2 separate regions of the Homo sapiens genome follow, and region 2 is linked to region 1. A link is a contact called in ENCODE Hi-C data. All regions are on one chromosome and are shown on one strand. Each heading gives the region's core, a stretch centred on a gene start or an enhancer-like site at or near the end of the contact. The rest is flanking DNA. Distances are from core to core; before and after follow the strand shown. Region 1 has its middle 82 kb from the start of LINC02852. Region 2 has its middle 110 kb from the start of SPATA8.

Region 1 (5,545 bases), core at 1,288-3,787:
CAAGCGGAGATGTTGGCTGGAGCAGCAGTGGCGACTGCAGCAGAGAACAGGGATGGGCATCAGTGCCGGAGGCATCAGACCAGCCTTCAGCAACAGCTTTCTCAGAGCTCACAATTGGGTGCTGAGCCACTTCCTTCGACTTGCCCGGCCTTGTTGGTGCTGGCTCCAGCTCTTTCTCCCTGCTTGTCTCTTTTACTCGCTTTGCAATGGTACCTGGTGAAGCTGGATTGCTGGCTTTTACTTTTCATGTGCAGAGAAATTGGGTCAGGAAATCAAAATATTGATTGAACCCGATTGCGGTAGCTGTTCTAGAAGAGATTTTAGGGGAAGCAAATTACATTCTTTTAACATTATTCAGCCCGTGATTAGGCATGTGCCCCATGCATGAGCCAGGAGAGCGCATTCGTTTGCTGTGATTAATATCCCAAAGTGGCTTTCTCCAGTAACCCAGGCTGCCAGGAACTTGACCACTCAGAGCCTAGCCAGCAGGACCACCCAGGCCAGGGATGCCCCCTGTCCGATTACAAGCACAGGTTGGGCAGGTGCGAGAGCAGTGCAGGGTGGCTGTGGGCGGCCAGCCTGGTTGTGCTTGGGAGCAGGAAGCATCTTGCCGCCTGTTTCTGGCTTTCTGATGTGTGGCAGGGAAGCTGGATATTTGCCCTTTTTCCTCTTTTCTCTTTTTGCTCTTGGTTGATAGAGGACGGTCTCAAAGTCTATCCACCTGCACATCATGTGCAAAGACAGCCGGGGTTATACTTTGGCTTCAAATGATTCATTGGGATTCAAGTGTCTAAGCACGTGGGCTAGAGCTGTCAAACCATCTTCTACATGTGAATTACCCTTAATTATAACTTAGGTGAGAACTACCGATTTATCACTCCCAGACTTGTTTTTAATCCTTTAACTTCTGGAGTTAAACCATTGGATAATGGCAATACTACAAAAAATTAGAAAGAGTAAGAGTAGTTATGGGGAAGGCAACTAATTCTTTTTTTTTTTTTTTTTTTGAGATGGAGTCTCTCGCTGTCGTCCAGGCTGGAGTGCAGTGGTGCGATCTCGGCTCACTGCAAGTTCCGCCTCCTGGGTTCAAGTGACGTTCCTGCCTCAGACTCCCGAGTAGCTGGGACTACAGGCACCCGCCACCACACCTGGCTAATTTTTTTTGATCCGCCCGCCTTGGCCTCCCAAAGTGCTAGAATTACAGATGTAAGCCACTGCGCCCGGCCAAAGGCAACTAATTCTTATCAGAAAGATGTCTTCACAATGTCTTGGAGCAAAACCCTAGGTTTTTTAAGAAGTACTTTAGAAACCTCATGGGCAGGTCAGGGGTCAAACACACAGAAAATTCACTAGCGATCAGTTTCAATAAGTCCAACATGAGAATAAACAAAACCAGGCTATTAAGTGATAATATGGAGAGAAAAATAATGGTGCCCAGATTGATTCATTCATTCAAAATATCTATATTCTTTAGTCGTATTTCTTCAAATACTGATAGTATTTGGCAAATACCTGCTAGTTTGTTTAATAATCCTAGGTCTTATTTATATCATCAGCTTCCGGTGGTCATAAGATTTGCAGAAAGAGCCTTTCTCTGTTGGATTCATAATACGTCCTGGATTCTACCTGAAATCCTTGTCTCTGAAATGTTGGAAGAGACCCTCTTTCATGCCCCCTGCCCCGACCTGGCCACAGGCGCGTACACCTGGTCCATATTCTGTAATGAGGTCTCAGTGGTCATCTTATTCTCAGGGCCCATCGAAAAATTGCATGCTCTGAAGACAGCATAGTTGCATCAAACTCTTTAACTGGCTGGCATTTTGAAAGTTTAAAGGGTTAATGCTCCTAAGAGAAGAAGAAAACACCACGCGTGCGTTTTGATCTGAGGTTCAAAACATACACGCAGATGAAAACGGCCAGCCTCATCGCTACACACAATCCCTTTCTCTGCCTCCCAGTCCCTCTCCTTCCCTCTCCACAATCTTACAGATCTCAGTACGATTAGAGAGCTGCCGATAAGAGAATGGCCATTGGTATTCTATGGTTTCAGTGTAGTCTGAAAATTAAATCCCTATGAAAATAATATATCTCTTCTCCTCTCCCCTACCCCCTCCTCCCTAGAAGCAGCTGCTTTTCACATTTAAATGTAGCAGTGGTAACAAGAGCCTCTTTTATCAGCTACTCCTATTCATAAGGCATTAAAATACACGCCGTTTCCTAATCCCTAGTGCAGCTCTAACAGGGGCTTCAGCTTTGTGCTGAAATAGCACGTATCTTTTAAAAGTAGCTGATGGAAATCATCTTCCAAACCGAATCAGTCTCTTAAAAGCAGCTCTCCCCAAGCACAGAACATAAATAGAGTCCAGGACACAGTGTGTGTCCAGCTCCCCTCTCCACTGTAAAGGGTTTGGGAAACAATGGCTGAGTTTGTTTATAAGTAGCCCAAGCGACTTGGCAAGCTGCTTCCCTCCTCTCTCTTCCCTCCCACCCCAGATCCCATACCCATCTTTACAGCAGCACCAGTTGCAGCGCCTCTTCTGGGAAAGGCATTGCTACTTCTGTGTAAGCCAATAGGCATTTGCTGAGCAAGGTCACTTTCAGAGGCAGCTCTTTCTGGAGGCAGCATCTACAGGAACGGTGGGCCAGGGGCTGGAGGCATGGATCAAATAGAAAATCACCTGGATTCCTGGTTAATCCACAGGCCTCAAGAGGAGTGCATGCGGGGCTGGTGAATTCCATAACCATGAGAGAGCTATTTTGTAGGCAGGTAGCTGATAGAAATGTACACAGCCATATGACACATACGTATATATATATAGTTTACATATAAACACAAGTATACACATATTTGTCCGCATCAGACAGTACTGATTCCCTGCACAATCACCTAGAAATAGCATTAGAAGCACTATTAACACAGAGGGAACATTTCAAATACAAACAAGAATAAGTAGCCTGAATTATGGTTAACTCTTGTGGCTATCGTTTTATTGAAATTACGTCCTGAAATTAACTTTTTCTTATATGTTAAAATTAAGGCTGGCCCTTTAAAAATAATTTATTTTTTGAATACTCAAGCTTTCATTCCGATATATCTGTTTTTCTATTTTCAGTAAATTAGGGGGTTTCTAGTCTCTGGTTTTATTACTAATAAAGAAGAGAAAAAGGTAGCAGAAATGTTTGTTGTATTTTGTGTTCAGCTTTATGTTTATTTTCTTTCAACTGCTTATAGAAGAGATCTCAGGAGGAAAAAAATACATCACATTCTTCTAACATTGTTTTACTCAAAGTTTTATTTTAGAAGTGTAATTATTTTTTTCTCATGGTAAGTAAGTGTTGCTAGAAGTGTTTTGGAATTTTAAGTTCCTCTGGCAGATATCTGTTTTTCAATTGCTGTGAATCTTTTTTTTTTCTAATTCTCTCTCTCTTCTTGATTTGAAACTGAAGTGCTGATGAATGTTCTTTGCCTTGTACAATAGATATCTTTTTACTTATAAAATGCCACAAAGTTATAAATTAGGAGGACTATCTACATGATAAGATTTTCTCCCTCCCTCATGTGCCAGCTAAATGTTGAAGAAGGCTGATAGGAACAGAAATAACATGTTCAAGGGAGAAATAATCCAAATAAATATATACCTTCATTTCATCTCTTTTGAAGAAAGTGTCCATCTCACCAAGGTTGTAAGGTTTTTAATAAAAGCAGAAAACTCTTCAGGTAATTATAAACGCCCTTTAATACTATTAAAGGAAAACGTAATTCCAATCATTGAGATTTATTGGAAATCTTACTTTCTGAGGCAGTGGCAATTATCTCTGAATCATGGAACCTGACTGCCCTCTTCTGGTTATAAACAGAAATAGGAACAGCCTGGAAGAATTCTATCACTGACAATAGGGTTATGTCTAGGAAATCTACGATAATAAGGAAATGTCCACATTCATATTAGAATCTGTGCCTGACAGGAATTAGAAACTGAATAATCTAACTTCCTCATGGCCCAGAATACAATGCTTTCTAATTGTTTTTTGACAGCAGTTCTGACTTTTGTACTATTTTATTTTATGTTTGGAGCCCTCAAGTCAGACCCAGGTGTTCAACTAAAGCTAAAGTGAAGAGCAGTAATTACTTTAAAATGTCCACAACTTTTTGAAAAACTGATATTAAGGGCAGCCAAGCATTCATAAATATTGCATTTGGGTTGGAGAAGAAATTCACTTTTATCAAAAGCTCAAAAAGTAATAATTGTCAATAATTAACTAGACTATATTTTAGAGATTAAAAGGTAACATAAAACTTTTCTCATATAAAATTAAACATAATGAAAATAACTATTATGTAATGCCATAATTACATGGGATCTCACTGGTTACTCGATAGAATGATCAATTGAGTAATCTTAGATCCATCCATTTTCTCCCTTAATCTGTATTAGGTGACATGATTTTCCATGTTCATACCATAATTAAAAAGCTTTGAATTTCTTTCTTTTTTTCCATTTTACCGCTGAAAAATGGTATAATGAATTCGGGATGATTGATAATTCTAGATAGAGGATCATTAAATGCCAACAGAAAAAAAAATTATGTTCAATTATAATTGTGATACTACGTCAAACAGATAGAGGAAATCCTAATTCTGAGCTCTATTAAAATGCACTTATTTCAATTTCCAGTTGCTATGTATGTCCTATTAGCAGCCTGACATTTTGAGTAGTACACTAATTCATATGAATTGGGTTTGAAATGAAAGCTTTCAAGTCAAGCTTTATGGAACACTGAATGTGCGATAAGCCCAGAATTAGCAAGAGAATGAGGTGATACTTTTTCGCCAAGTGAGCTTCTTGTATGAAGGCACAAAACCCGAATGCTCCGAATTATAAAATGCTTTAATTTCAAGGACCTCGCCCATAAGTAAAGCACACGTCGATTTTTCTCTGGAAACCTATTAAGTAGTTAGAAGCAGATAAAATTCTAGTCTGCAATTAGAAAATTAAAGGTCAGAGGTTAAGTGTGTGCCTTGCCAGGTAGGTCTCAGATGGATCTCCACCTGTCAGGTGTCAGGGTTGGGAACACATTTCAAAAGATCACACAAAGTGGGCTAAGAATACATGTAACTGGGCAAAGCTTACATCAGGCCAAGCGTAGCAAAAAGAAAGCAAGGCCCCCCCCGGTTTTCTAGGTGTCCCCTAGAGAAGCTGTAGGACTTGCAGTGGGATTCTGTGTTCCAGTGACCATTCCATCCTCCACAGCTCTGCCCTCCATCCTGCCTCATGTAGGTCTCCTTTCTTTCTTTCTTTCTTTTTTTTTTTTTTTTTTTTAAGACTGAGTCTTGCTCTGTCACCCAGGCTGGAATGCAATGGTGCCATCTCAGCTTACTGCAACCTCCGCCTCCTGGGTTCAAGTGATTCTCCTGCCTCAGCTTCCCGCATAGCTGGGATTACAGGTGCCCACCACCATGCCCAGCTAATTGTTGTTGTTGTTGTTTTTTAGTAGAGACAGTGTTTCATCACGTTGCCCAGGCTGGTCTCGAACTCCTGACTTC
Region 2 (5,545 bases), core at 1,663-4,162, 2.2 Mb before region 1:
TCTATGTTGCCAATTAAGCTACAGTACACTTTACAATGTGAAAAAAATTTCACGAGGAAGGATAGATACAACATGGAAAGAATCTTTGAGATAAAAGAAATATAATTGATGCACCCTTCACTCTCCAGCATTGATTTCTATTTATTATTACAAACTCTTCAAAACACAAAGATTGGATGTCAACATGTTATCCTGGAAGCATACAATTGAAGAACGCATTACCTGCACGACTTACTTCATAAAATTTGTTTACCAGAATTGGAGTTGCATGTTCATTTAAAAGGACTTTGAAGTAAGAGGAAAAAAGATGATTTAAGCTTTTTTTCCTCCCTAATACTTTACTTTTGAGATTTACCAGACTTCAGTTAAATAGATGCCTCCTTGACAACCAAGAATCCTAGTAATAGGAGTGAAGTGGTAAAGTGTAGTTTGCCTAAACTTCCCTGCAGGCAGAGTGGAGCTCTATGCAGGACCACTTTCATCAAGCACAGCTAGCTGACTTTGAAAATTCCTCCTGAGGAACAGTGATCAGCGGACCCTTCTTACATTCATCCGATTTCCAAGCCTTGATGTGACATATGAAATAAGAAGAAAGTGACAACAAAAATCAATGTGTCTAAATAGTCTTGCTTCGAAATATACCTGTCACTGGCTTAACTCAGAAATTGGGTGGGATATTAGATCTGATATCTTTGTTGTTGTTGTTGTTGTTATCTTGGCTTCAGAATTTATTTTAGTACCTGAGGAGAAAAAAAGACAAAGCCTCTTCTTAATTGTGCACGGGAGAGAAGTCCACTTACTAAAAATAATTCACAATTTTAAACAAATAAAATTATCAATGACTGCCCATTCTTGCATTGGGCCTTTATTCTCTTCCATGTCAACATGCTTCTGATGAAAACGAGTTCTGCTACATCTTAGTGGAGTCATGAGGTTTGAGAATTATTCACTAAAAACAAATCTCTAGGAAGTTAACATATTTTAAGTTAAAAAGTATAATATATTAGAAATTATGCCTCTATGAATCTAACAGTTTTACAATTGGAATTTAGAGACAGGAGATAAGTATTAAACTAAATTTTGAGCATATTTTTCTTCTATTACATTCCCTATATAAATATGTATAAAAGCATACATTTCTATAAGCTGTCTTATCAATTATTTTCCTATTTTGCATAACACTTGTTGTCACTGAGACTTTAAATAGAAAATATATAATGCAAAGTTTAAGTAGTCCTCAGAAAGAAAATGCCTTGCTTCACAGTCTGAGGAAAGAATTTAGGTTTTCAATCTGTAGATTGTGAAATTTAAAAACTACTTAAACACTTTACTGAAGAAAAGACTCCCTTTTAATAAAAAAGTCACCACATCAAGAAAAATTAGCAATCTTAAACATGCGATCTTTTATGAGTCTCTTTTGAAAAATATACAACTTGCCAAAAAAAATTACAAAGATGATTGTCTATGTTTAAACAAAGCAGTAAAGGCCATTCAACCTCCCATTCACACATAAATGCATTTTCTTTTCAAAGGATATTTACCCTTTAAGGGGACATTTTTAACCTTGTGACACCATAAAATTCCATGCATGCAAAGTTATTTGTTTTTATTTTTCTGACATTCATTCTTGACCAGATATTTTCCATGGGCTTTCTCATGTTACTCAACTAGAGGCATAATTTTAATAGTTTATTTTAATACCTTGATTAATAGGAGCAATCTGTTTAAAAATAGTATTAGTGTTGGCATTTCGTAATGAATTGCAGAAGCTGAGCAGACATGCTCTTTTGTGCCTTTTTCAATTTCCTTTGAAAATGTGTTGAACTCCTCAGTATTTGTTCAAACCTACCAAGTTTTAACATGAACTAAGCATTAAATGGATTTGGAATCTGAGAAGGGTGTTCGCCTACAATGTAGCGATATGGGGAGAAAAGGTTTGGGTTGAGACCGGCGACTTTCAGAATTATAAGTGCTGGCAAGTAAGAACCACAGCCCGGCAATTTTGGAGGCCCCCAGCATAGCCACTGCTGCTAACCAACCAATTTTAAAAGACCAAAGACTAGGTTTTCTCCCAAAGTGACAGTAGTTGCAAATTTGCCATCTAACTCACAGTGGCACTAGCCCAATCGAGGCAATTTCCTGAGAACTTATGATAATATGTCCCTGTTACACAAGACCTAAAAGATTTTTAATGGCCTGTTCCTACAAAACTAAAATAAAAATGGCTGGCCTGTACAATAAAATATTTCACTGGAAATGAAACATAAACAAATGCACTAGTACTCCATTTTGAAAAGAACTTTGTAAACTTATTGTTTAAAATTATGAAATATGTTCAAATTTACAACAATAAAACTCTAGGAAAAACAGTGATGCAAATGTTTAACATGAGATTCATACAATTTGCTTTACCCTATCTTGTAAATAGCTAGACCGATAGCATCTAAATACCAAGGATGAAAAAGAAAAGGTATATGTGTGTTTTTTGTGGGGGTGGTGGGGGGCGATGTACATCCTAGAACAAGGACATCTCAGAGGCTTTGGAAATCTGAAAGAATGCATTCACTCTTCAACAATCCAATGACAATTAATATTTGTGAAATATAGTCTTGAAAGCAATTTTGTTCATTGTTTTTGTGAAACTGACAGAATAACTTATTCTAAGTCATGTTCTAAGTGGCACTTATAAAAAACACTGAGACGTGGCACTGTTTGTGACATATTGAGGGTCAATTGTGTGAAGAACCAAGGCAACAAACCCATCAAAAAGCAGTAAATGGAGGTCTTTGTCTTTAAGTTATGAAGAATGTGTATGTATTTGATCCTGCCAGCCAGCAGTCCTGCAGCTTTCTGGGCATAAGACAGATGGCAGTGCAACCAAGCTAGAATTCAGACCTTCCTTCTTTCCCTCTGGGTCTAACTCCTATTATCCACTTGTAAATTAACCTGTCAATTTATCAATCAACACCATCTTGATTCTCCCGTTCCACAGCCCAGCCTTGCAGTGAATTTGCCTCGTAAATAACTGGGAGCCCCGTGTTTGTTAGTATTGTGAATGAGTTTATTATCACTTTGATGGCTGCTATGAATCACAAATGCTGCTGAGAGGCTGATAAGAAAAAAGTACATGCACACATTAACAGGGTTGAAACTATTTTAGAGATAAAAGATGGAGTAACTGTGATAGCAAATCATTTAAATTGAAAAAAATGACTAAAAATTGTGTGTGTGTGTGTGTGTGTGTGTGTGTGTGTGTGTGTGTGTGTTGGACAACCCCCTACTTATAGTCAAAGAGAGAGAGAAATGAATCAACTTTCTTGTGTACTGTTCAAAAAAAGTATCTGCAAGACGACATTAGTAGGCAGTAATAGCTCTTGGGTCTTGCAGGATAACTGTTTTATTTAATAGTTTAGGTTCAAACTTCAGGAAACACCCCGCTCTGTTCTAACAGACCAGTTGGCCAGGTTTACGTGTAGGTGTTGCATGGGAACTTGAAAAAGAAGGGAAAAAAATCCAAATTGTATACTTTATTAGAATAATATACGAAAGTATAGCAATATCTATTAAGTTAAATGAGGCAGTTTGATAAGCTTAACACATTAATAAACAATTAACATTAAAGTGCTAATTAAATTCTTTCCCCTGTGTCAGTGAAATAGTTATGTATTTGACATGTAAAATTAAATTTAAGTGATTTTTAAGTTAGAAATTCTTCAACAAATGCTGCACATATGAAAAATTTACCTTTAATTACAAAATTATATGTTGTCTTCAGTTTCCAATGTCAGATTTTTCTCAGCATGATTATTCTTTTACATTTTAAAATATCATATGAATACAAATCAGCGTTTTTAAAGAATACATAGCATTACATTCTGAGGATTAGGACCCATGCTATTAACTCAGAATTACTTTGAAGGATTACTTTAAATATACTATATTTAGGACTACTTTAAAACTATATGTTTAATCAGGTACGTATTTTTCATTTAAAGCAACGTTCACAGTTTGTAGTGAGTAAATATAAAAATAAGACTTAACTTTTCAGGTTCTGGCACATATGTTTTTCTTTAAAAATTGCATTCTATATTCCATTAACTGGGTATTTCATTTTTAATCACAATTGAGATATTTCTTTCAATATTTTCAACTTAATGTACGTAAGTCTTTTGTTGGAAAAGTGTCTGTAAATGAATCCTAAATACAAGCAATCACATTATTTATTAAAGAAAATAGAAAGTTACATGTAATATACTTATGATGTCTTTTCAATATGCAAAATATATATCATTTGTAGGTGATTTTAAAACAAAAAAAAATTCCTGATAGTGTTATTTAAGCAGATCATCATGAAAAATATTGCAAGGCATGACATACGGTTAAAGTTCTCAAACTTGTAAGTCAGAAATAAACTATTAGTTGTCACATGGGAAATACTTTGGCACAATTAAGACACTGCATTAAAAGGGAATATTCCCTGAACATTATTATACCCAATATGTCAACAGTAGAAATGTGATAAAAAATGAAACTATTTGTTAGAATGCAATTTAGAAAACCTGATAGGTTGTCCATTTTATTCAGTTTATAATTAAGATAGTGTTTAAATCTGAAATGAATTCTATATATGCATGTTCAATAGACTATAGCACAACAATAAGAATGGAATCACATCTCATTTTATCGTAAATTGTGTAATAAGCGATAAGGTAAAAACTAGGGCTAAAATCCTTCCAGCAAAAATGAAACAGAGCGACCTCAATTGCCCTAATTCATTCTGCTTTTTTCCTTTTTTTTTTTTTTTTTAAGTCTCTTCATTTTCCCTCTGTTCACGTTATTAGCTTACACATGAGTGCGTTATTAGAAAATAACAAAGCCAAACAGGGGGACTTCGAAGGAGCGGGAGATAGGTTCCTTCTACAGCTGAAAGGTATTCTCATTTCATTTGTTAGGAGTTGCAAAAATAGTTTTATAGCCAGGGAGGGACAATGACCTTTCTCTTTCAACAAGCTTGGTGGTTGGTCTTTTGATGGAAAAACTAGGGGATACAACATCTGGTAATTTGTGTTACTGAGCTTAGCTGAGGTCTTAACGATGTAAGCAGATTATTCTTGAAGAAGAACAAAAAAAATTCCGGAAGACTCAATGGACTATTTAAAGTTATTAAGCAGTGCATTCTAGCACTTCAGATCTCTTTTCTGATTCATTTTCCCTTTAATGCTATGCCTTCGAAGCAATTTTTTTTTTTAGGTCTCCCTCCTTCCAATTCCAGTTGACTTTTTTGGTGGTCCACAGCTGTTTTGTCATTCATACCGGCCTCCTTTTTTCCATCACAGCAGAAATGATTACTTTGCTGATTAAATTTTCTCCTTCAGAACTTTAGGAAGCTCTCCTTCACCCCCGGGAGTCATTGCGAGACCAGAAGGGTCAAGCAACACCAAATAGCAACAGCCAAGCCTCCGCAATTTTAAAGAAAGAAAAAAAAATGTGAACAGGAGCAATGCGTGAAGAAAATGACCCACCCTGTCCAGGATTCTAGGCAAAA

Evidence for each region. A loop is a pair of places that touch in the nucleus more often than their neighbours do. Pooled maps may share reads with other maps.
Region 2: a loop to region 1 is called in a map of endothelial cell of umbilical vein, with 12 times the contacts of the local background. The contact joins two enhancer-like sites. A Hi-C loop is called at or near these places in 5 of 168 maps with a recorded cell type or tissue (A673, GM12878, MCF 10A and 2 more), 1 of 37 single-sample maps with no recorded cell type and 17 of 50 pooled maps.

Annotation. Positions count from the first base shown.
Region 1 is chr15:94,668,928-94,674,472 of GRCh38, reverse strand. No RefSeq gene overlaps it. Among named protein-coding and RNA genes, the nearest start is that of LINC02852, 82 kb to the right of the region's middle. Within about 2 kb of position 2,537, at least 5 of the 41 ENCODE cell types and tissues checked have a DNase peak (open chromatin) inside an H3K27ac peak, as active enhancers do.
Region 2 is chr15:96,890,823-96,896,367 of GRCh38, reverse strand. No RefSeq gene overlaps it. Among named protein-coding and RNA genes, the nearest start is that of SPATA8, 110 kb to the right of the region's middle. Within about 2 kb of position 2,912, at least 2 of the 41 ENCODE cell types and tissues checked have a DNase peak (open chromatin) inside an H3K27ac peak, as active enhancers do.